2 separate regions of the Homo sapiens genome follow, and region 2 is linked to region 1. Evidence: chromatin loops called from intact Hi-C (ENCODE). Cell type or tissue: Panc1. All regions are shown on one strand. Each heading gives the region's core, and the rest is flanking DNA. Links, peaks and the distances in the headings are about the cores only.

The links. Hi-C counts contacts between places; a loop is a spot of excess contacts. Peaks named below come from ENCODE experiments on the same cell type or tissue, not always from the same donor. Only the 100,000 strongest peaks of a DNase experiment are listed, where the experiment ranks them.
Region 2: it touches region 1 in a loop (5-fold over the local background); 3 of 110 quality-filtered maps call a loop at or near these places.

Annotation. Positions count from the first base shown.
Region 1 is chr19:9,077,180-9,082,688 of GRCh38, forward strand. No RefSeq gene overlaps it. Among named protein-coding and RNA genes, the nearest start is that of OR1M1, 7.1 kb to the right of the region's middle. In Panc1, for the core only: a CTCF peak has its summit at 2,823; a DNase peak (open chromatin) is centred at 2,812; H3K27ac peaks cover 669 bases.
Region 2 is chr19:8,813,520-8,817,523 of GRCh38, forward strand. All of the region lies in intron 7 of ZNF558 (zinc finger protein 558), which reads right to left. Among named protein-coding and RNA genes, the nearest start is that of ZNF558, 17 kb to the right of the region's middle. In Panc1, for the core only: no CTCF peak of the experiment used is centred there; no DNase peak of the experiment used is centred there.

The DNA of each region.
Region 1 (5,509 bases), core at 1,780-4,279:
GCTGGTGTGGAGCAACACGCTGTTTTAATGTGCACCTGGGTGCAGACGGCTGAGGCCTAAAATGGCGTCAGCCCCAAGTGAGGACGGGGCAGGGGTTTTATAGTCTCCCGTAAACAGCAAGTGTCCCAGTCTGACGTAACTGCTACATGGTACCCGGATGGCCCGTCTCTTGATCTTCAGGGGCATGTGTCTTCCGGCCAGGGTAGATGTCTTCCAGCCAGGGTACGTGTCTTCCGGCCAGGGCAGGTGTCTTCCGGCCAAGGTAGCTGTCTTCCGGCCAGGGTAGATGTCTTCCGGCCAGGGTAGATGTCTTCCGGCCAGGGTAGGTGTCTTCCGGCCAGGGTAGATGTCTTCCGGCCAGGGTAGATGTCTTCCGGCCAGGGTACGTGTCTTCCGGCCAGGGTACATGTCTTCCGGCCATCTCTCTTCCTGCTTCTGCTATCTTGCTGGCGCATGCTGCTGGGGCAAGTAGCCTTGCACCTTGGGACTGGGCCTGAGAAGGGAGGAGTTATTCATCCCCCCAAGTTTATCCTCCCAAGTTTTCAGGCCGCGGGGAGAATCTTTCAGAATTATTCTGTCAATATTGTTTCTTCCCCCTTACCCTGGCTCTCTTCTCCCAATCCTGCCCTGGTCCCCACTCTGCAGATGAGTAGACACTGTGTCCCACCTTGTCCTGTGGGTGCCTGATACTTGACTCTGTCAGTGCTTGTGGCTGCTGTAGTTTTATTTATTTTCGAGACAGAGTCTCACTCTGTCACCCAGGTTGGAGTGCAGTGGCGCTATCTCGGCTCACCGCAACCTCTGCCTCCCAGGTTCAAGCGATTCTTCTGCCTCAACCTCCCGAGTAGCTGGGATTATCTAGGCGTGCACCACCATGCCCAGCTATTGTATTTTTAGTAGAGACAGGGTTTCACCATGTTGGCCAGGCTGGTATCAAACTCCTGACCTCAGGTGATCCCCCCACCTCGGCCTACCAAAGTGCTGGGATTACAGGTGCGAGCCACTGTGCCTGGCTTGTAGTTTAATTTTTATTTATTTATTTATTTATTTATTTATTTATTTTTGGAGATGAAGTCTTGCTCTGTCACCCAGTCTGGAGTGCAGTGGCACAATCTCGGCTCACTGCAACCCCCACCTCTCAGGTTCAAGCGATTCCCCTGCCTCAGCCTCCCAAGTAGCTGGGATTACAGGCGTGCACCATCATGCCTGGTTAATTTTTGTATTTTTAGTAGAGATGGGGTTTCGCCATGTTGGCCAAGCTGGTCTTGAACTCCTGGCCTTAAGTGATCTGCCTGCCTTGGCCTCCCAAACTGCTGGGATTACAGGCGTGAGCCACTGCACCAGGCCAATTAACTTCTCCTAATCTGTAACTAAGGTCTGAGTCCTGAAGACCTTCCTCTGAGCCTCAGTAAATTTACTTAATCTAGATGGGTCCAGGTGCCAGGGATAGTTACCCTTATCTTGTCTCCTGCTAAATTTTAGAGTCTAGAGAGTTTCTTCAGACTCCCAATAAAACTTGTTTAATCCTAAACAGGTCCATTAAGAATTCCTTCATTATCTTGTCATGCTTCAAGGCCCAGGAAAGGCCTGGGCAAAACTCTTGGTGTGCTTTTGTTACGTTCCAGCCTTTGTCTAAGGGCACTGGCGCTATCATCTTTAAATATTTAACTTAACCACGCAGTCAGTGCTGAAACAGTTGTTAGAGAGGCCTGTGTTAGTGAGACCTGGCCTGTCACAGTATCTCTCTGTCTCTCTTTCCCTCCCTCTCTCTTTTTCTTGCATAACTGCAGTATCTCTCTGTCTCTGTCTCTCTCTGTAGCGCTCCCTCTGTCTCTCTCTTTCATTTTTCTTTTCTTTTTATTTATTTATTTATTTATTTTTTGAGACGGAGTTTTGCTCTTGTTGCCCAGGCTGGAGTGCAATGGTGTGATCTCGGCTCACTACAATCTCCACCTCCCGGGTTCAAGCAATTCTCCTGCCTCAGCCTCCCAAATAGCTGGCATTACAGTCACACACCACCATACCTGGCTAATTTTTTTTTTTTTTTTTTTTTTTTGAGATGGAGTCTCGCTCTGTCGCCCAGGCTGGAGTGTAGTGGCGCAATCTCGGCTCACTGCAACCTCCACCTCCCAGGTTCAAGTGATTCTCCTGCCTCAGCCTGCCGAGTAGCTGGGATTACAGGCGTGCACCACCATGTCCAGCTAATTTTTGTATTTTTAGTAGGGACAGGGTTTCACCATGTTGGTCAGGCTGGTCTCGAACTCCTGACCTCTTGAACTGCCCGCCTCGGCCTCCCAAAGTGCTGGGATTACAGGTTTGAGCCACCACGCCTGGACTAATTTTTGTATTTTTAGTAGAGACGGGGTTTCGTCATGTTGGCCAGGCTGGTCTTGAACGCCTGACTTCAGGTGATCCACCTGCCTCAGACTCCCAAAGTGCTGGGATTACAGGCGTGAACCACCAGGTCCGGTCTTCTCTCTCTCTTTTTCTTGCATAACTTCAGTATCTCTCTGTGGACAACAGAAACCAGATGGCCCCAGTCCTGGGTTAGGTGGGAAGATATTCACCGAGCCCAGGGGCTGGGGTGGGAAATTTGGAAAACGTAAGGCCACTTTCAACCCTTTCCCAGTGTGCCTTAACTTGGGAAGCCCCTGGGCTATAGGCTTCTGGCTCCCCAGTGGCAAAAGGCACTGAGGTCAGGTGGGGAAAGGGACCAGGATTAAGCAAAATGTCTGTGCTAGGCGGGAGATGCTGTCTGTGAAAAGTGCCCGAGGGACTGGAGCACCTGAGACGTCCTCGCTGCGTGTTTCTTCTGCCCTCGTGTGTCTCCATTGGGAACTGCAGTAACCCAAGTCTAGGTTTTTGTTGTTTTTTGAGATGGAGTCTCTCTCTGCCGCCCAGGCTGGAGTGCAATGGTGTGATCTTGGCTCATTGCAACCTCCACCTCCTGGGTTCAAGCGATTCGCCTGCCTCAACCTGCCGAGTAGCTGGGATTACAGGTGCCCGCCACCACGCCTGGTGAATTTCTGTATTTTTAGTAGAGATGGAGTTTTGCCATGTTGGCCAGGCTGGTCCCAAACTGCTGACCTCAGGTAATCTGCCCGCCTCGGCCTCCCAAAGTGCTGGGATTACAGATGTGAGCCACCACACCCGGCCTTAAGTTTATTATTATTATTATTATTTTAGACAGCATCTTGCTCTGTCACCCAGGCTGGAGTACAGTGGTGCAATTATGGCTCATTGTAGCCTGGACCTCCCGGCCTCTGCTGATCCTCTTTCCTCAGCCTCCCAGGTAGTTGAGACTACAGGTGTACACCACCAGGCCTGGCTACTTTTTTTTTCTTTTTTGGTAGAGATGGGATCTCACTATGTTGCCCAGGCTGGTCTTAACCTCCTGGGCTCAAGCAATCTACCCACCTCTGCTGGGCATGGTGGCTCATGCCTGTAGAGCCAGCACTTTAGGAAACCTTTATTTCTTAACACAGAGCAAGTTGGAGATGTTTTTGTTTGGCTGACAGAATCTTAAGAGATTTATTGGTGCCTGAGGCATTTCTCATTTCACAGGGGAGGGAGGGGTCTAAATAAATGCTTCAGCTCAAGCTGGATACAGAGGGAGGGATTTTCCCAAATTTCTAGCAGCCCCCAGGTTGTAATAACTTCCCAAGTCTCTGGCAATTCCAGCCTTCTGTCAATTAGCACTGTAATCACCTGCGTGCCTATGGCAAGAGAGTTTAGGGAACTTGCAAGAAGAGAGAGCTGTAGTTTCGCTTTCCCATGGTTTCTGGTTACTCCAAAAAGGCCCTGACCAGAATCATGGACTCTCCATGGCAAACTCTCATCTTATTTTATATTTATTTGTTTATTTATTTATTTTTTTATTTTTGAGATGGAGTTTTGTTCTTGTTGCCCAGGCTGGAGCGCGATGGCATGATCTTGGCTCATCACAACCTCCACCTCCCGGGTTCAAGCAGTTTTCCTGCCTCAGCCTCCCGAGTAGCTGGGACTATAAGCATGCACCACCATGCCCTGCTAATTTTGTATTTTTAGTAGAGACGGGGTTTCCCCATGTTGGTCATGGCTGGTCTCGAACTCCCAACCTCAGGTGATCCACCTGCCTCGGCCTCCCAAACTGCTGGGATTACAGGCGTGAGCCACTGCACCTGGCCTATTTTATTTTTTATGTATTTTATTTTTTGAGATGGAGTCTCGCTCTGTTGCCCAGGCTGGAGTGTAGTGACGTGATCTTGGCTCACCGCAACCTCTGCCTCCTAGGTTCAAGCGATTCTCCTGCCTCAGCCTCCCGAGTAGCTGGGACTACAGGTGTGCACCACCATGTCTGGCTGATTTTTTTGTATTTTTAGTAGAGACGAGGTTTCACCATCTTGGCCAGGCTGCTCTTGAACTCCTGACCTCGTGATCCAGCCGCCTCAGCCTCCCAAAGTGCTGGGATTACAGGCATGAGCCATTGCGCCCAGGCTTACTTTATTTTTTTAGTTTAATTTTTTTTTTTTGAGACAAGGGTCTTGCTATGTTGCCCAGGCTGGAGCACAGTGTTTATTCACAAGCACAATCATTGCACACTACAGCCTTGAACTTGGTCTCAAGCAATCCTCCCAACTTCCAATTATCTTAAATTCTGTTTTTGTCTTTGTTTTTGAAATGGAGTCTCTCTCTGTAGCCCAGGCTGGAGTGCAGTGGTGGGATCTTGGCTCCCTGCAACCCCCGCCTCCCGGGTTCAAGTGATTCTCCTGCCTCAGCCTCCCAAGTAAGTGGGATTATAGGTGCGCACCACCTCGCCTGGCAAATTTTTGTATTTTTAGTAGAGACCGGGTTTCACCACCTTGGCCAGGCTGGTCTGAAACTCCTGATCTCAGGTGATCCGCCTGCCTCTGCCTCCCAAAGTGCTGGGATTACAGGTGTGAGCCACCGTGCCACCTGGCCATTCTTTTTTTTTTTTTTTTTGCCAGAGTCCTGCTCTGTCACCCAAGCTGGAGTGTGGTGGCACCATCTCAGCTCACTGCAATCTTCGACTCCCGGGTTCAAGTGATTCTCTTGCCTCAGCCTCCGAAGTAACTGGGATTACAGATGCCCACCACCACACCCAGTTAATTTTTGTATTTTAGTAGAGATGCGGTTTTACCATGTTGGCCAGTCTGGTCTCTAACTCCCGATCTCAAATGATCCACCTGCCTTGGCCTCCCAAAGTTCTGGGATTGCAGGCATGAGCCACCATCCCCGGTCAAATTCTGTGTTTCATTCACCAGAATAGTCACCAGAAAGCAGATTTTCTTCGTCTTTCCAACCTGTGTACTTACTTATAGAAATCTACAGCAGGGCCACATCTGGAGGTCTGTTTGTTCACCTGAGAAATTAAAATTTAATTCTCTTGGAAGAAAAGTAACACAAATAAATCAGAGGTTTGATTATTCAAAGCCATTCTGCTTAATATCATGTCAGCTTGAGGCCGGGCACTGTGGCTCATGGCTGCTTTTGCTTTTGCTTTGTTGGT
Region 2 (4,004 bases), core at 1-2,500, 270 kb before region 1:
GGCTAATTTTTGTATTTTTAGTAGAGACGGGGTTTCACCATATTGGCCAGGCAGGTCTTGATCTCTTGATCTCCTGGCCTCGTGATCCACCCACCTTGGCCTCCCAAAGTGCTGGGATTACAGGCATGAGCCACCACGCCCTGCCAATTATACCTTAATTCTAGTGCATATGGTAACTCTCACTGAACAAAAATGCAACAAGCATATTCAACTAGATATTCAGGGTGATAGGGCATAAACAGCCCCAGAAGGCCATGCCTGAGTTCAAATGCACACTTCAGAGGCCCCAAAACTTTTAACCATGAAGAATATAAAGTCAGGACAAGAAATAGATCTTCAGTTCATAAGGCAGGAATTAGAGACTGCCCATGAGGGTGGGACCATATGGTCCCATTCATCACTGTACTCCCAAGTCACTGCACAGACCTAGGAACACAGAGGTGCTCAAGAAAACTTGAAAGAAGTGATGACAGTGACAGTGGTGGAGGACGGAATTCCAAACGTTCATCCCTCCACAAAAACAGTGAGTAAACTGGCAAAAGCGGTCCGAATCAACTTTATCGGAATTCTTGAAATGTATCAAAAGTCCACAGCAATCAGGAGAATGCCTTCTCAGAAAACCCAGCTGAATCTGGGTAAGAGAGCTTTATGATACTTTAAATGGACCTCTTTCCCCTGCTTTTTCTACAACCTTGAAGACAACAGCCTGCATTCCTAGTACTTGCAGGGAGCAGAACAGACCTTACTCTGTGGTTGCTCTTCCTGACCTGTCTGGTGGTTCCCTGAAGGACTGGCTCAAAGGGTTGTCTTTATTTATCTAACTCCAAATTCTTTCAGGACTGAGCTGGTTACCTGGAACACACGTGATCGACAGATGTAAAGGTAAATGTATTAGTCAGTACTGCTTGAGGCAAGAGAAAACAGTAGAAGCAAACAAAAGACTAACCGAAAAGCCTGAAAGGAAAAATGGGGAAAAAGATGTTTGGGGAGTAGGACTTTGAAAATCTTCCTCATATTCTTAAGAACCTGTAATTCCAAGCACATACTCAGGGCTGGGAGCATGCCCAGAAAATACCTGAGAAGGCACAAAACCCTCATCTTTTGGTGACCTTCAGGCTCTGCACAAGCCAGAAATGAAGGTCAAGGCACAGTTAAATGCCTACCTAAGTATTAAAGGCATGTCCCTATGTACACACAGAGCCCACGTAAAGAGACTAGAAGTTTTTTCCTTTTTTGTTCCAGGCCTTCAAATCACTATATGACCATTACGCTATCAGAAAAGAGACTTCGGTGGCCACACATGACAAATACAGACATTACAAAGTTAGTTCTGAAATAGAACTATTGTATATTCTAACAGGAGTTTACAATATATGATATTCTACAACTTTAGAACACACAATAGTTCTATTTCACAACTAACTTTAGAACTGTTGTATGTTCTATAGATACAATACCAACTACAACAAGTAAAACAAACTCTGGAGATGGGGAAAAGTCTGATTCCCAAATTGCTATATTATAATATTCCAAATACCCTAGTTTCAACAAAATAATTATGAGGGAGGCAAGGAAACAAACGTTGGGCCCATTACAAGAAAAATGAAGCTGGTAGAAATTGTCCCTTCAGAAGTTCAAACACTGGACTTAACTAGACAAGTAAAATAAGTCAACTATTTAAAATCTGCTAAAAGATGTAAAAGAAATATGTATAAAGAACTAAAGGAAACCATGAATACAAATTTTCATCAAATGAAAAACAGCAAAATAGGTACAACTATGGCATATCAAAAAAATACAAAAAATGGAAAACATTAAGAGACAGAAACTTTAGGAAGGCAAATAAAAAAATTTGAGTTGAAAAGTACAATAGCTGAAATGAAACATTCAGAACATATCTGAGCAGGCAGAAGACAAAATTGGTGACCATGAAGATAGGACAATCGATATTATCCAGTCTGAGGAGCAGAAAAAAGAGAGATGCCAGGTGCAATGGCTCATGTATAATCCCAGCATTTTGGGAGGCTGAGGCAGGAGGACTGCTTGCAACCAGGAGTTCAAGACCAGCCTGGGAAACATGGTGAGATCCTGACTCTACAAAAAATTAAAAAAATTAGCTGGGCATGGTGATGCACGTCTCTAGCCATGCCTCCCTATTTGGGAGGCTGAGGTGGGAGGATCACTTGAGCCCAGGAGGTCAAGGCTGCAGTAAGCCACAATCACTCTGCTGCACTCCGGCCTAGGTGACAGAGTGAGTGAGAACCTGTCTCAAAGATAAAGAGAGAGAGAGAGAGAGAGAGAATGTGAGTTTTAAAAAAGATGAACAGAGCCTGAGACCTTTGGGATACCATCGAACCTACCAACATATATAGGATGTGGAGAACCAGAGAGATGTAAAGAGAGAAAAGGGTGAGAAGGTTGAAGAAATAATGGCTAAAAACTTCCCAAAATTTGATGAAAGGCACAAATGTACAAATCCAAGAAGCTCAACAAACTCAAGTAGAATAAATTTGAAAAAATAGAGATTCATACTGAAACACACACACACACACACACACATTTTTTGAGCCAGGGTTTTATTCTGTCACCCACGCTGGAGTGCAGTGGTGTGATCATGGCTCACTGCAGCCTTAATCTCCTGGGGTCAAGCAATCCTTCCACCTCAGCCTTCCAAGAAGCTGGGACCATAGGTGTGCACCAGCACGTCTGACTAATTTTTTAATTTTTTGTAGAGACAGGGTCCAAGTTGCCCAGGCTGGTCTCATACTCCTGACCTCAAGGGGTCCTTCTGCCTCAGCCTCCCAAAGTGTTGGGATTATAGGCGTGAACCATTGCAGCCGGCATCAAACACATATTAATCAAACTGTTGAAAGACAAAGGCAGCATCCTAAAAACAGCAAGACGGAGATGACTTATGACGTAAACAGGATCCTCGGTAAGATTACAGTCAATTTCTCAATAGAAACCATGGAAACCACCAAGCGCTGGAGTGGTACATTCAAAGAGCTGAGAAAAAATGGCAACCAAGAATTCTATATCTGGCAAAACTCCCCTTCAAAAATAAAGAAATGAAGACCTTCCCATAAACAAAGACTGAGTGTTTGTCACTATTACATCTACCCTACAAAAAATGATCAAGGGTGACTTCAGGACAAAATGAAAAGATAATGGAGAGTAACTTGAATCCACAGAAGGAAGTGAAGAACACAGGTAAAGGTAAATACAGAGGTGAATATAAAAGTCACTGACAATGTGTTTTTGGTTTATAACTTCTCTTTTATTACTACATAATTTAAAGACAAAAGCATAAATGATTACACATCTACATTAATGGGCACACAATGCATACAGATGCAATTTGTGACAAAATTACTAAACAGAACAGCTACAGTGAAACAAAGTTTTTATATACTATTGAAACTAAGTTGCTATTAAACTAGATTGTTATAAATTAAAATGCTTATTAAAATTCTCAGGGCAACCACTAAGAAAATAACTAAAAAGATTAAAAAGAAATGAGAAGGGAATCAAAATGGTCCACTAGAAAATATCTAACACAAAACAACAATGAAAGAACTTAGGAACAAAAATGATATGACACGTAGAAAAAAGTAAATAGTTATAGAGCAAATAGTAAATAGGCAGAAGTAGCTCCTTCCTTATCAGTAATTACATCATTACAAGGTGGATTTTGGCAGAATGGATTTAAAAAATAACCCAATTACAGATGGTCCCCAGCTTACCATGGTATGATTTTTTAACTTTATGATGGTACAAAGATCATACGCATTCAGTAGAAAGCACACTTCAAGTACCCTACAACCATTCTATTTTTCACTTTCAGTACCATATTAAATATATAATTTATAATTGTTGAGATATTCAATACTTTATTTAAAATACACTGCTATGTTAGCCCACTGCCCAACTGTAGGCTAATGTAAGTGTTCTGAGCATGTTTAGGCTAGGCTAACTTATGATGTTCAGTGGGTTAGGTGAATTAA